Linked DNA regions of Homo sapiens: region 2 is linked to region 1. A link is a loop called in an ENCODE intact Hi-C map of the cell type or tissue named here. Cell type or tissue: PC-3. All regions are shown on one strand. Links, peaks and the distances in the headings refer to the core of each region. The heading gives the core; the rest is flanking DNA.

Region 1 (8,340 bases), core at 323-8,322:
TATACACTATGTTTTAAAACATAGAACAAAGTTATTCTCAATTCTGAAGCCAGGGTGTGCTTGCCGAGAAAAAGCAAGACAGGCTTTGTCGCTCTTGCACTAATTCACAGGTCCACAGAGCCACAACACCTGTGTTAATCCTGATTCTGCAAACCATGCAGAGACAAACACAGAATGGGAAGTGTGAAATCCACTACTATGTCTATAAATCCTGAGACAACTCTAGAGATTGTATTCAGTAGTCATTATGTTGTCACGTGAACCCTGTCTTGGGTAAAAGAGTAGAAGTTGAGAAGTTTGGAGGGTGGTACAGGTATTACCAAAGACAAGTTCTAAATGCACTTCTTGACAAAAATCTCCCACGTGCTGAATACTACATAAAGAAGCAACATGGAAAAGAAACATTGCGGCCTCCACACTTATTTTATAAATATAGTCATGTACTACATAACGATGTTTCGGGTAACGATGAATCATATATACAATGGTAGTCCTATAAGATTATAATTCCATATTTTTTACAGTACCTTCTATGTTTAGACATGTTTAGATACACAAATAATTACCATTGTGTTACAACCGCCTGCAGTATTCAGTACGGTCACTTGCTGTCCAGGTTTTTAGTGTAGGAGCAATAGGCCATACCATACAGTCTGCGTGTATAGTAGGTTTGTGTGAGTATACTCTATTATGTTCACGCGGTGACTAAATCACCCATCAGAGCATTTCTCAGAACGTATCCCTGTCATCCAGCGATGCGTGACTGTATCACGTAACAAAGCAATAGGAATTTGAAAAACGCCTATGCAAAAATTGTAACAGTGAGAGAAATCTAACATAACTGGTTCCATCTTGCTTCTAATGTCACAAGCTAACTTCCCTTGTTCATTTCTGGGTAGGCCAGGTCAACTACGGGAGGATTTTAGTTTACAGTTTAACATTAAAGCAAGGATGACAACAGTCCCTTCCCAAAACTACCCCTCCTTGTTCGGGGACCAAAACCACCTTTGTAAAACTAATGAACGGCCCCAAGGTTAGACTTGTGGGAGGGACCTGCATTCTGCTAAGACCTATACATAGTTGCATGATAACTAGCCATTGCTTCGTAACCTGCTTACTGCTCAGGAGTCATGTAGCTGGTGGTCACAAGATGTGCAACTTCCCTGATTGCCCCTATAGATAACATCACTATTGTAAAACCTAAGACTGGTATGTAAAATATTTTTCAGATTTTGCATTCTGGTGGAACAAGTGACGTCACTGGACCAGTGACCCCCATGCAGGAACTGACTCGGCACACAACGACAGTTTTGATAACTCTGTGATTTCTTTGCTGATGGTGCCAATCAGCCTTTCCCATTCTCTAGCCTCTTGCCCGCCAAACTGTCCTTAAAAATCCCAGCCTCCACACGAGGTCAGGAGTTCGAGACCAGCCTGGCCAATATGGTGAAACCCCATCTCCACTAAAAATACAAAAATTAGCCGGGCGTGGTGGCGCTTGCCTGTAGTCCCAGCTACTCAGGAGGCTGAGGCAGAAGAATCACTTGGACCCGGGAGGTGGAGGTTGCAGTGAGCTGAGATTGTGCCACTGCACTTCCAGCCTGGACGACAGAGTGAGAGTCTGTCTCAAAAAAAATAATAATAATATTTTCCTATTACTAAACCTTTTCCTTGGAGGAGAACAAATCAGGAAAACTACAGACAATATAAGTGTTCTCCTGACAATCCCCAAAGTCTTCATCCATTTATGGGAGGGAGAGAGTTTAATACTCTGTATGTAAGAACCCTGAATTCTGAATTGTGAAGCACATTAAAATACCTCTATGAGGATGGCTTTATGCTAGTAAGATAGAATGGACACTGTTACTAGATATTTAGAACAAATATTTTAACCCCCACTGCAACACTCCCACTTTATCTGAGAACATTAGGAAAGGATAATGAATGCTGTATTCGTTTATCATGAATTAATCATGAACCCTTTCAGCTGCATATTTTTAATTAGCTACTGCATCTGTCATTTTTTTCAGAGCCCTTCTAGCTGGATCTAGGGAATGTCAATCTCTCCCGTAGACTAAAATGACCGAAAAAAAAAAAAGGTACTTAAAGCATTTCCCTGCAAAATGTACAGTTTCCAAAGAAATTAAATAAACAACAACAACAACAACAACAAAAAACCCTACTTAGCTGGTGCTAAAGACTTTGAAAGCGAGGTCAGAAATTCATGCCAGCCCGTGTATTATCAATAACTTTAGAAAATAAATTATTCTTGAAAATGCCCAAAAAGTTTGTTTCTGAAACAGAAAAAGGAACACACAATCCTTTTAAAGAACAAATTACAGAAATCACAATGGAAAATGAATCTGTTAAGCTGCTAAGTGTTAGGAATGAATATAAGCTGAGGCTTTAAGCCTCCACGGATGTTGCTTTCAGACGGAGAATCCTCTGTTATGGGGTTTAAATTTAATAGAAAGAAAAATCCTAAAAGGTCATTGTCCTTTTGTTCTCTTTAATTCTTATTCTGACTCATATCCCTCAAAGTAAAAGACCATTGACTATTCTAGGAAGAAAGAGAAGATTAAGTTAAAGCCTCTTGTTGCAGTGAGCAGGGTTTGTCGCCCTCAGCACGACATTTCGGATTTGTGAGGAACTGTGGGTGCACCGTGGGATGGTTAGCGGCACGCCTGGCCTCCACCCACTACATGCACCCCACTCCAAAGTTCTGACGACCAAAAATGTCTCCAAACTTTACCAAATTCTCTCTGAAGGGCAAAGTCTACCCTGACACATAACTACTACCATCCGTAACCCCCGAAGCTGCCTTCTGAAAATCATTAAATCACCCTGCAAGCCCGCTTTCAGCTCCCATCTCCCTGGCTGGCAGGATCATCCAGGTCTTCACCACATTTTTCCCAAAACAGAGGTCATCTTTTACGTTTCATAAGCACCCTATGAAACTGCCGTTCATCTATTTTTTTTTTTTTTTGAGATGGAGTCTTGCTCTGTAGCCCAGGCTGGAGTGCAGTGGCACAATCTCAGCTCACTGCAACCTCTGCCCCCGGGGTTCAAGCGATTATCCTGCCTCAGCCTCCCAAGTAGCTGGTACTACAGGTGCATGGCACAATGCCGGGCTAATCTTTGTATTTTTAGTAGAAATGGGGTTTTACCATGTTGGCCAGGCTGGTCCCAAACTCCTGACCTCAGGCGATCTGCCCGCCTCGGCCTCCCAAAGTGCCGCGATTACAGGCCTGAGCCACCGGGCCCAGCATCTTTAAGTCGCTTTTTACAAAGGAGGAAACTAAGGCAGGAAGAGGTGAAACGTTCTCCTGGGAACACACTGCCAGCATGGGGTGGGATGGAATCCCCAGCCCCAGGGTCTCTGACTTTGGGAGTCTCTTCACACTTATTTGAACCAAATATCTCCTCCAAAAGTATCTTCCTGCCCATTTCTTTGAGCCAGCTGCTATGGGGGACCATAAATGCTCTGAATGGCCAAATATTGTGCCCCCTGGTGTTCTGATAGCATAGTGCCATAGTGGTCCAGACATGTCCAAGAACAGGTGTAAAATAACAGGGATTCTTCCCTGCAGGGGCTTTTAAAACTATGTTTCCCTCATCCACCCTAAAGACTTGCACCATGCACACTCACCTCCCATCAGCGAAAAGAGCTCTTCCTGCAGGCAGGGACCATGCTCTGCCCCTCAGCCCTCACTTCCACCAGGGGGAGGAGCTCTTCCTGCAGGGAGGGACCTGGGTATGCCCTCACCTCCATCAGGGGAAAGAGCTCCTCCTGCAGGGATGAACCTGGGTATGCCCTCAACCTTCAACTCCACCAGGGGAAAAAGCACTTCCTGCGGGGAGAGACCTGGTTATGCCCTCAGACCCCACCTCCACCAGGGGGAAGAGCTCTTCCTGCAGGGAGGGACCTGGATATACCCTCAACCTTCAACTCCACCAGGGAAAGGAGCTCTTCCTGCAGGGAGAGACCTGGGTATGACCTCAGCCCTCACCTCCACCAGGCGGAGGAGCTCTTCCTGAGAGGAGGGACCCCATTCTGTCCCTCAGGTATTGCTGCAGCTGATCAGCTGAGAACAGGTGTACTGTGAGCCTTCCCACTGTGCCATGTTTCTGTACCTTTGCTGATTCAACTAGAGTAGAGCCACCTCAAGGGTCCAGAGGATGCATTAAATCATTTGTAAGCCCCCATACCTATATTCCTCTAGACTTGCCACATAATAGGCCACTTGCTTATGCTCATCAGATTATGCACGCTGCCCCCATTGGCCCAGGACAGTCTTTCTCTATAAAAATATATTTGCCCCACAGATGCTCCCCTTTGACCTTTTGATGGAAAGTTCTTTCTGAATGAAAGATAGCTGCAATAGCACCATGTGTATGTCATCCCTGCAATAACAGAATGTCCTCAATACCATTATCAAGATCACTGCATACCACTATTTGACTTAGACAACATGGTCTGGGTGAGTCAAACACTTGAGTTTCAGGGCGAAGATACAAACATATGCACCTCTCATACTTACGCTATGAACAGCTGAAGACGATCTTGCGCCATTGTCCTCAGGAAGATCTTAACTTACTGAGATGACTGTGTGCAGGTTCAGCAACTGAGGGGCTCTTAGTAGAGTCAAACCAAGGGCATCGGGCTCTTCCTGTGAATTCATTCAAAAGATGAATAATCACACGCTGGGTAATCATATATTGACATACTTAAATGACATGTGCTCTTTTATTTATTTATTTATTATTAGTATTTTTTTTTTTGAGAGAGGGTCTCACTTTATTGCCCAGACAGCAGCATGATCATGGCTCACTGCAGCCTTGACCTCCCAGGCTCAAGTAATCCTCCCACCTCAGCCTCCCAAGTAGCTGGGACTACAGGTGTACCACCACAGCTGGCTAATTTTTGTAATTTTGGTAGAGACAGGTTCCCACTATGTTGTCCAGGCTGGTCTTAAACTCCTGGGCTAAACAGAGCCTCAGCCTGACAAAGTGTTGGGATTATAGGTGTGAGCCACTGTGCCCAGCCTCTTAAGCTCTTTCTTTACTGCAGCAGGGGTTCCCAACCCCTAGGCCTCTTAGGAATCACACTGCACAGCAGGAAGTAAACAACAGGTGAGCCAAGCTTCATCTGTATTTACAGCCATTCTCCATCACTCACATTACTGCCTGAGCGCCACCTCCTGTCAGATCAGCCATGGCATTAGATTCTGATAGGAGCACAAAACCTATTGTGAACTGCAAATGCGAGAGATCTAGGTTGCACACTCCTCATGAGAATCTAATGCCTGATGATCTGTCACTGTCTCCCATCACCTCCAGATGGGACCATCTAGTTGCAGGAGAACAAGCTCAGGGCTCCCAATGATTCCACATTATGGTGAGTTGTATAATTACTTCATTATATATTACAATGTAATAATAATAGAAATAAAGTACACAATAAATGTGACACACTTGAATCATCCCAAAACCATCCCCCTCCCTGTCCATGCAAAAACTGTCTTCCACAAAAATGGTCCCTCATGCCAAAAAGGTTGGGGACTGCTGGTCTAGAGGATTTCTCTCCCCACTTTTCTTCTTCCCACTCTCTGCCTAACTCCTACCCATCCTCACCTCTTGGCTTACACCACTGCCACAAGGAAGCCCTCCTTCATTACCCTGTATGAAGCAGGCTCCCCCACTGTTGACTATTATAGCACCTCTTTTCCCCCAGATAGCAATTATTACTACTTGTATAATAGATTCATTTATTTCCTGATTTATTCATGTGACAGCTGTCCTTTCCACAGCTCTAAGGATCAAGAAGGCAGAGACCACATCTCATTTGTTCACCACAGCAAACACTCAATAGATGTTTTCTGAATAGGGCTGGGTTTGCACAAACAATGGCCCACAAGAAAAATCTGTCCTGACACCTGTTTTCATAGAATGTTTACATGTTTAAATGGTTGAAAAAAGGATATTATTTTGGGATATGTGAAAAGTACGTAAGACTCAAATTTCGGTGTCTGTAATACAAAGTGTATCAGAACACAGCTGCCTCCACTCCCTTAATGCTTTTGTGCTACAATATCAGAGTTGAGTAGTTGTGATAGATACTATTTGTCCCTCAAAGCTGGAAATATTTATTTACTATCTAACCCTTTACAGAAACAGTTTTTTGACCTCTGATACAAAGTCCTAGAAATGAATAGAAAATGGGTCTCAAAAGAAAGCCAAGAAGATAGCTTTGAACCTATTGAAGACTTTTCTTTTAACTTGTTGACATTTAGACCAAAAATCTAGTATATGTCTTGAACTATTTATTAATATATAAATCTATTGTTTATGCTTTGAAATATGAAGCATAATCCCACTTGGTAAAAAAAAATATTCACAAGAGAATATCACATCAGAGAAAAATTACCATTCCATATAGATTTTTATAAATGTGGATTTTGCTTTATTAAAGTTAGGCTTCTAGCAACAATTTCTGAGGTTCAATCAGAATCTCAGAAATGTTATTTTTTCCCCCCAGAGATGGCATTTGAAACTGTAATCAATCTTCCAGCATGGCTTTTCATGTTAGATTCTTGTTGAAATGGAATAGTGTGCTGTCAACATTGATCCTTAACCTCCCACTGCAGGAATGACAAAACCACTGGGCAGGGTCTCCCCTTCTGCTCATTCACCATGACATCATCAGGCAAGACTAAGATTGCATGGATGTGGGTTTGAACAATTGGGCGTCTCTCCTTGCGAGATAAGAAAGGTCATTATTTTCCTTTTTTTGTCCCCACCTTTTATTTACAGAAAATAGATTTTAAGGTATCAGCATGGAAGCTCTTTGACCCACACTTGATACTCAGTGCTTACCAACCCCCCAGTGAGAAATGAAGACAAAGAACATATCTGAAGGGATTAAGTCACAATGCTTATCACAGTGGTACTGCCACGAAGAGCCTATACTTACAGAATGAAACAGCACAATGGAAAATCTAAAGGCCCACGTTCCGAGGACATTTTTCAAATTAGTATGAGATGGGTTCTCACCCAGGAGTAATTTTACCCCACCAGGAACAGAAGGTGATATGTAGAAACAGGTTTGGTTGTTGCAATTTGGGGGACAGTAATGGTATCCAGTAGGCAGAGGGCAGGAATTCTGGTAAATATCTTACAATGCACAAGGCAGCCCCCAAGACAAAGAACTATCCAGCCCAGTGCCCGCCCTCAATCAACAAAGCATGGTCTTCTCCCAAGTGTCAACAGTGCCAAGGTTTAGGAATGCTGTGCTAGATCACTCATCCAATGCTCATTAAAGTGGGTGTGGCTACAAGCACAGGCAAATAGGTTTTAGGGGTGAAGGGGAATGGTACCCAGCTGACTCAAACAATCGCACCTAGTAACTATGGTGATTCCTCTGTTACTATCACAAGTTATATGAAAATAAGTCTCTTCTGATAAAATATATAATCCAAACTGTAGTCACAGAGCAAGAAGATTGGTTAAGCCTGTTTTATTATGAGGAACCTACATTCTGATTTGTGTGTTCAAAGATAATAAGTATGCATCTTTATCCCCTTGAGTCTCTGTTTATCTATAATCCTCACAACTGCCATTTGCTTGGCCATTTTTCTCATTTGCATGCCCCCTCCAAATGAAATTCCAGTTGTACAAGTCTGAAAATGATAATGATCTAAGAATGCCATTGGGGTTTGCCATCCGTTGTCCATAATTCTGAGACACAAAAAGCCCTGAAAACCAAATGATTTTTGTAATGCCCATTTTGTTGTATTGAGCATCAAAACCCAGACTGAACCAACTTGAGGCATCAGTCTTGTCTCAGCCTACCAGCTTCTGCTGTTCATTAGTATTGTGTTACTTTGTTGTGACTTCAGGTTTAATGGCACGGGTTTAATTTTGACTGTGAAAATGTCAAAAAGAGTTAAAGGCATCCTATGTTCAACAGTGAGAAGAAGAAGAGAATGCATTTCTCCTTAGCCATAGCCCAGGCCGTGTAGTTATTAAAGAAGACTGACTGTAGTATACAAAGTGGAAAGGTTAGTTGTTGAAATTTGACTGATTGATTTGCCATAGGGTGAACCACATCCCAGTGTGTCTAGGACTGATGAGGTCCAGTTTTCAAACTGGGACAGTCTCAGGCAAGCTAGGATGAGTCATTTATCCTACTTTCTCGTGAAAGCTTCCAGAACATTCCATGTAGAAGTAAGCACTGAAAACCACTGTGAATATTCTAGAGATTGATTGAAGGAATTTACAAGGGTAAATGGTAATCCAGGGTGAAAAAGTGTATTTTGAAGAGGAAGACATAGAGTATGG
Region 2 (8,340 bases), core at 68-8,067, 400 kb before region 1:
CTAGCAAGACTAATAAAGAAAAAAAGAGAGAAGAATCAAATAGACTCAATAAAAAATGACAAAGGGGATATCACCACCGATCCCACAGAAATACAAACTACCATCAGAGATTACTACAAACACCTCTACGCAAATAAACTAGAAAATCTAGAAGAAATGGATAAATTCCTCGACACATACACTCTCCCAAGACTAAACCAGGAAGAAGTTGAATCTCTGAATAGACCAATAACAGGAGCTGAAATTGTGGCAATAATCAATAGCTTACCAACCAAAAAGAGTCCAGGACCAGATGGATTCACAGCTGAATTCTACCAGAGGTACAAGGAGGAACTGGTACCATTCCTTCTGAAACTATTCCAATCAATAGAAAAAGAGGGAATCCTCCCTAACTCATTTTATGAGGCCAGCATCATCCTGATACCAAAGCCGGGCAGAGACACAACCAAAAAAGAGAATTTTAGACCAATATCCTTGATGAACATTGATGCAAAAATCCTCAATAAAATACTGGCAAACCAAATCCAGCAGCACATCAAAAAGCTTATCCACCATGATCAAGTGGGCTTCATCCCTGGGATGCAAGGCTGGTTCAATATACGCAAATCAATAAATGTAATCCAGCATATAAACAGAACCAAAGACAAAAACCACATGATTATCTCAGTAGATGCAGAAAAGGCCTTTGACAAAATTCAACAACCCTTCATGCTAAGAACTCTCAATAAATTAGGTATTGATGGGACGTATCTCAAAATAATAAGAGCTATCTATGACAAACCCACAGCCAATATCATACTGAATGGGCAAAAACTGGAATCATTCCCTTTGAAAACCAGCACAAGACAGGGATGCCCTCTCTCACCACTCCTATTCAACATAGTGTTGGAAGTTCTGGCCAGGGCAATTAGGCAGGAGAAGGAAATAAAGGGTATTCAATTAGGAAAAGAGGAAGTCAAATTGTCCCTGTTTGCAGACGACATGATTGTATATCTAGAAAACCCCATTGTCTCAGCCCAAAATCTCCTTAAGCTGATAAGCAACTTCAGCAAAGTCTCAGGATACAAAATCAATGTACAAAAATCACAAGCATTCTTATACACCAATAACAGACAAACAGAGAGCCAAATCATGAGTGAACTCCCATTCACAATTGCTTCAAAGAGAATAAAATACCTAGGAATCCACCTTACAAGGGATGTGAAGGACCTCTTCAAGGAGAACTACAAACCACTGCTCAAGGAAATAAAAGAGGATACAAACAAATGGAAGAACATTCCATGCTCATGGGTAGGAAGAATCAATATCGTGAAAATGGCCATACTGCCCAAGGTAATTGATAGATTCAATGCCATCCCCATCAAGCTACCAATGACTTTCTTCACAGAACTGGAAAAAACTACTTTAAAGTTCATATGGAACCAAAAAAGAGCCCGCATCGCCAAGTCAATCCTAAGCAAAAAGAACAAAGCTGGAGGCATCACACTACCTGACTTCAAACTATACTACAAGGCTACAGTAACCAAAACAGCATGGTACTGGTACCAAAACAGAGATATAGATCAATGGAACAGAACAGAGCCCTCAGAAATAACACCGTATATCTACAACTATCTGATCTTTGACAAACCTGAGAAAAACAAGCAATGGGGAAAGGATTCCCTATTTAATAAATGGTGCTGGGAAAACTGGCTAGCCGTATGTAGAAAGCTGAAACTGGATCCCTTCCTTTCACCTTATACAAAAATCAATTCAAGATGGTTTAAAGACTTAAATGGTAAACCTAAAACCATAAAAACCCTAGAAGAAAACCTAGGCATTACCATTCAGGACATAGGCATGGGCAAGGACTTCATGTCTAAAACACCAAAAGCGATGGCAACAAAAGCCAAAATTGACAAATGGGATCTAATTAAACTAAAGAGCTTCTGCACAGCAAAAGAAACTATCATCAGAGTGAACAGGCAACCCACAAAATGGGAGAAAATTTTCGCAACCTACTCATCTGACAAAGGGCTAATATCCAGAATCTACAATGAACTCAAACAAATTTACAAGAAAAAAACAAACAACCCCATCAAAAAGTGGGCAAAGGACATGAACAGACACTTCTCAAAAGAAGACATTTATGCAGCCAAAAAACACATGAAAAAATGCTCACCATCACTGGCCATTAGAGAAATGCAAATCAAAACCACAATGAGATACCATCTCACACCAGTTAGAATGGCAATCATTACAAAGTCAGGAAACAACAGGTGCTGGAGAGGATGTGGAGAAATAGGAACACTTTTACACTGTTGGCGGGACTGTAAACTAGTTCAACCATTGTGGAAGTCAGTGTGGCGATTCCTCAGGGATCCAGAACTAGAAATACCATTTGACCCAGCCATCCCATTACTGGGTATATACCCAAAGGACTATAAATCATGCTGGTATAAAGACACATGCACACGTATGTTTATTGCGGCACTATTCACAATAGCAAAGACTTGGAACCAACCCAAATGTCCAACAATGATAGACTGGATTAATAAAATGTGGCACATATACACCATTGAATACTATGCAACCATAAAAAATGATGAGTTCATGTCCTTTGTAGGGACATGGATGAAATTGGAAATCATCATTCTCAGTAAACTATCGCAAGAACAAAAAACCAAACACCGCATATTCTCACTCATAGGTGGGAATTGAACAATGAGAACACATGGACACAGGAAGGGGAACATCACACTCTGGGGACTGTTGTGGGGTGGGGCGGGGGGGGGAGGGATAGCATTGGGAGATATACCTAATGCTAGATGACGAGTTAGTGGGTGCAGCGCACCAGCATGGCACATGTATACATATGTAACTAACCTGCACATTGTGCACATGTACCCTAAAACTTAAAGTATAAATAATTAAAAAAAAAAAAAAAAAGAAAATCAGCCACTCATAATGCATGCTCCAAGACTGCATAAGGAAAGATGAAACACAAGCAAGCATTGGTCTTTTAAGTGCAATACGAGAGCCAGGAGCTGAGGCAGCATGGCCAAGATCATAGGCTCTTACTATGACAACATGTAATTCAGAGGCCCCCTGTGAAGGGAGATGTCATAGGCAACTGCTGGAAATTTAATTGGTGTCTGGGACTTTATGAGTGACAGCTCCTTATTTGTGTTACCCAGAGAAGAGGAGGAAAAACACACTAACCAGCATCCTTTCAAAAGCAAGTCTCAAAGACCCAACTGCAGCTTACATGCAAACAGCATTTTTTAGAGGTGACACCAGACATTGACACCACACATGTTAGAAACAAACCCAGGCTGGGCGTGGTGGCTCATGCCCGTAATCCCAGCACTTTGGGAGGCCAAGGTGGGTGGATTACCTGGGTCAGGAGTTTGAGACCAGCCTGGCCAACATGGTGAAACCCCGTCTCTACTAAAAATACAAAAATCAGACGGGTGTGGTGGTAGGCACCTGTAATCCCAGCTATTTGAGAGGCTGAGGCATGAGAATCGCTTGAACCCGGGAGGGGGAGGTTGCAGTGAGCCGAGATAGCACCACTGCACTCCCGCCTGGGTGACACAGTGAGATTCTATCTCAAAAAAAAAAAAAAAAAAAAAAAGGAAAGAAAAGAAAAGAAAGAAACAAACTCAGGCTTAAGGCTGAGTGGCAAAAACAGCTGCTTGTATTGCTATTGTGCACTCAAGCCTCTTGCCTCAATGAAACTTGAGTGTTTTCATTTAGAACTTTTGAATTACAGTTTCTGGCCTTATGGCATGTTTCATCTGGGCCACTTCCAAATGGACCCTCTGGCATGGTTATATCCAACGATAGAGAGATGTTCAGTTTAAAAATAATTACCTAAATCATCTCTGCCACTTTGATTTAGTTTGAGGGGTGGCTGATTTTGTTTTCTTGCTCACTGTGAAAATTTTACTCATGGTAACATTACTTTGACTTTTAAATTGAACTTATAGACAACAAAATGCAAATTTAGAGTATATAGTTTTGGGGTTTTGTTTCTGACACCTGTGTTGAATCAAATTTGACAATGTAACTTTTCCTGAGTTGAACCAACCACAAAAATTTAGTGTTTGCTTGAGATAAGAGAACAGAAGAACTGAATGTATTGGGAATCTTCTGAATCTAGTTGGAGAACATTGTACTGTCAGTAGTTTCCATACTCACCCACTAGGAGGAAGACTCGAGCATGTTATGCAGCCAGATCTGTGAAACAACTTCTTGTCTTCATTCAGCTTGGCTTAATGACTTCATCTTGAGATGTTTCCTAATTTCTTAAAAATAGTTTCTTACAGGGAACAAAAAGAAAAATAGGTAATTTAAACTACTTCAAACGTAAAAACATCTGTGCAGCAAATAATATAATTAACACAGTGAAAAAGCAACCTATGGAACAGGAGAAAAGAATTGCAAATCAGATATCTGATAAGGGGTTACTCTCCAGGATACCAAACAAACAAACAAACAAACAAACAAACAAACAAAAACTCTTGCAATTTAACCACAGCAACAACAAAATATTCTGATTTTAAAACGCACAAAGGCCTGGAATAGACATTTCTCCAAAGATGACATGAAAATGGCCAACAAGCTTAGGGGAAGATACTCAACATCACCAGTCATTAGGGAAATCCAAATCAAGACCACAATGAGATATCATCTCATACCCATAAGAATGGCTACTGTTTAAACCAAACAAACAAACAACAGAAAATAAGTGTTGGGAAGGATGTGGAAATATTGGAACCCTTCTGCACAGTTGGTGGGAATGTAAAACCCTTCTGCACTGTTGGTGGGAATGGTGTAGTTGCTACTGTTTAATGGAGGTTCCTCCAAAAATTAAAAGTTGAATTATCATATGATCCAGCAATTCCATATCTGAGCGTGTGTTCAAAAGAACTGAAATCAGAGTCCTGAAAAAGTATCAGTGTTCCCATGTTCATAGCAGCATTGTTCACAATAGTCAGGAAGTGGAAACAACTCAAGTATTCATTGACAGATGAATGGATAAAGAAAATATAATGTATACACACAAAGAAATATTATTCATACTTAAAAAGGAAGAAAATTCTGACACATGCTACTACATGGATGAACCTTGAGGACATTATGCTAAATGAAATGAACCAGTCACAAAAAGACAACTACATCATGATTCAATTTACATAAGATATCTAGAGTCATCAAATTCATAAAAACAGAAAATAGAATGGTAGTGTCCAGGGGTTGGGAAAAGAGATTGGATAATTATTGCTTTGGGTAAAGAATTTCAGTTTTGTAACATAAAAAAGTTGTAGAGATTGGTTGCACAATAATATGTCTACACTTAACACTACTGAACTGTTAAGATGGAAAATTTTACATGTATTTTACCACAATTAAAACTGTTTAAATTTAAAAATAGTTTCAACCTAGCACAGTGGCTTATCCCTGCTATCTCAGTACTTTGTGAGGCTGAGGCAGGAGGATTGCTTGAGGCCAAGAGTTCGAGACCAACCTGGACAAGATGGCAAGATCCCTGACTCTATAAAAATTTTAAAAATTAGCAAAGTGTGGTGGCACATGCCTGTGATCCCAGCTACTCAGGAGGCTATGGTGGGAGGATCCCTTGAGCTTGGGAAGTCGAGGCTGCAGTGAGCTGTGATCATGCCACTATACTCCAGCCTGGGTAACAGAGCAAGACCCTGTCTCAAAAAAAGAAAAAAAAAATCGAACATCAAGAGATTTGCCCTTTTTTCCCCTTTCAATCAAAAACTTCTAAGCCACGTGTAGAATGCCATGTGTATCTACCTAAAACTAAATTGGGCCACTTTAATCAAACATAATGATTGAACAGTTCAAAAAACTGCCGAATTTTTGGAAAGATTTTCAAGCCAGACAGAAATGTTGGGATTTGATGTTACATTCCTAAAGCTACCTTTATCATTCCTTCTTTTGAACATCATGCGTAGACTTCTTGTAATGTTTAGCTTCAAAATACCAAAGTGCCATTTATAAACTGTGGATGTTAGCCCACAAGCCTTCAGTTAAAATAAGCATTAAAGTTTTATGTTTTCTAAGCTTTTTTAATTGATGATACAAATGAATGGGGGAGGGGTGGTGGTGAAGTGTGTGTTATCTGTCTGATGCTTAAATAAATATTTCAGTTTCAGAAAGCTAACATTTTTAAAGAGGCCTTGTAAAATAACATTATTTGGTGTCATCAACAAACACTGGTCAATCAATCTTGGGTATCTTGGTAGCTACCAATAAACAAACAAAAAAAGACATCCTATTTTTTGTCTTCATACACATATACAAAATTAACCCTGGGAAATAAAATAACAAGAAATTCCACATGCTTATGTCAGAATGTGTAAGTGTCATAGCACAAAATATAAATGCTATCATATCTAACCCAGTACCTCTTTTCTAAGAGGTGGATCCAGGAAGAGCTTACTGGAGTGTCCAGGACCCCAAACATGTGGTGGAGCAAGAATCTTGGGGCTAAAAAACAAGCTGGCAAGGCAAAGGTCACTAAGTGTGCAGGTGAGACACACAGACACTGGAACCAACTGATGTTGCCAGGTTAAGTGCCGTTGCTGGAGTGAAGGAGACAGCAATAGCAACCTTACAAGATGTAGTAAGTTCTTTCTCACCTCTTCCTGTCCGCCAATATCTTCTAGGTCCCCCTATTGGTAGCACTAAATATAGAGTCAACTGACAAAGGAGAAAGACATTTGCCCCATCATCACCGTGGAGAATATAGATGGTGGATTTGGAACTGAGAGATAAATGCTTAATAACTAGCACAGGAACCCTCTTGAATTTTTTACAATCCATTCTCAATGGGTATTATACGCTCTGCACACCACAAAAGAATGATTCCTTGCTGACTGGCATACAGAAGTGCCTAGCTTTGGTTTATCCTGAAAGTCCAAAGAATAAACCTCTGCACTGAGAAACAGCAAAGTAGGAATCTGTGAAACTCTTGCCTGAGTTTCCTGCCTGTCATCTTATCCTATGGAATTCAGACGTGCCAGACCCCCAATTACATGAATCAAGTCATTAAAGTAAATTTTTCTCTTTCTCACTCTTTTTCAATAGATTAGATAGATAGATAGATGATAGATAGATAGATAGATAGATAGATAGATAGATAGATACAGTGAGTGAGCTATCATTTGAATGCTTGTGTTCCTTCAAAATTTATGTTGAAACAACACTATTCCAATGCAATAGTATTAAGAGGTGGGGTATTTAGAAGGTGATTAGGTCATGAGCACTTATGAGGGATTAAAGGCTTTATAAAAGAGACTTCACACAGCATTTGACACTATTGCCCTTGCATCCCTTCCACCATGTGAAGACACAGTGTTTGTCCCTTCCAGAGAGTGCAGCAATAGGAAGCCACTTTGGAAGCAAATAGCAGCCTTCACATAACACCAAACCTGCTAGCACCTTGATCTTGGACTTCCCAGCCTCCAGAAGTGTGAGAAAAAAATATATTGTTTATAATTATATATGGTATTCTGTAATAGCAGCACAAATGGACTAAGATATGTAGATTATATATGACAGATAGATAGATAGATAGATAGATAGATAGATAGATAGATAGATAGAGTTCTTTGGCATATCCTATTGTTTGAAGAACCCCAATTAATACAGTTCTTTACCTGTGCAGGAAATCAATGGTCAGGAAGCAGAAACCTGAGCTGCAGAGACAATAGTGGCAACATCTTATGTCATACTCTCCCTGGGAGAGATAATGCTGCTTTTTCTCCCTGATGATTATTTTTGCTTGGTAAGGATTGAGCAGAAAAATTATTTCTCAATGTTGCTTGAATCCAGTGATCCCACAGAACTGGAATCATCTCAGTTTCCTTCTTTCCATCATTGCCATTGCCCTTTAAATATTGAGGGAGTGTTCTATCTGGTTATCGATGATGTGTCCTGCTGCATAATTCATTCTGGAGACTGGTGACACTGTGGCCACTTCCCTTCTCGAGATACCTAAGCCTGGAGAAGTGTAAACATACATGTGAGGACTCCCCATCAGACTTTGCAAATCCTTTCCCAAGCGAGACTCATAAATAAACATAAGCAGTAGCCAAAATGTGGTTAGCCAGCAGGGAAGTGCTCACGAATAATAGCTTTATTGTGGAGTGCAGCAGACCATAAACACAGAATGCCTGTGGGCAGCCTAATGAAACATGAATTGTAAGATGGAGTAAATGCATTTCCTTCATCTACCCTTACTTCTAAGATAGATTAAATAGCTTTTCTTAAAACAAAAACTATATATTTTCTTATTTAGGAAACTCAGTTTCAGTTCCCTAGGTG

What was found. Peaks named below come from ENCODE experiments on the same cell type or tissue, not always from the same donor. Only the 100,000 strongest peaks of a DNase experiment are listed, where the experiment ranks them.
Region 2: it touches region 1 in a loop (5-fold over the local background); 5 of 110 quality-filtered maps call a loop at or near these places.

The regions. Positions count from the first base shown.
Region 1 is chrX:7,187,210-7,195,549 of GRCh38, reverse strand. STS (steroid sulfatase) reads right to left here. Exons shown (of 11, transcript NM_001320752.2): 2 at 4,542-4,670. Among named protein-coding and RNA genes, the nearest start is that of PUDP, 43 kb to the right of the region's middle. In PC-3, for the core only: a CTCF peak has its summit at 3,541 (motif pointing left); no DNase peak of the experiment used is centred there.
Region 2 is chrX:7,582,170-7,590,509 of GRCh38, reverse strand. No RefSeq gene overlaps it. Among named protein-coding and RNA genes, the nearest start is that of VCX, 260 kb to the left of the region's middle. In PC-3, for the core only: a CTCF peak has its summit at 4,195; no DNase peak of the experiment used is centred there.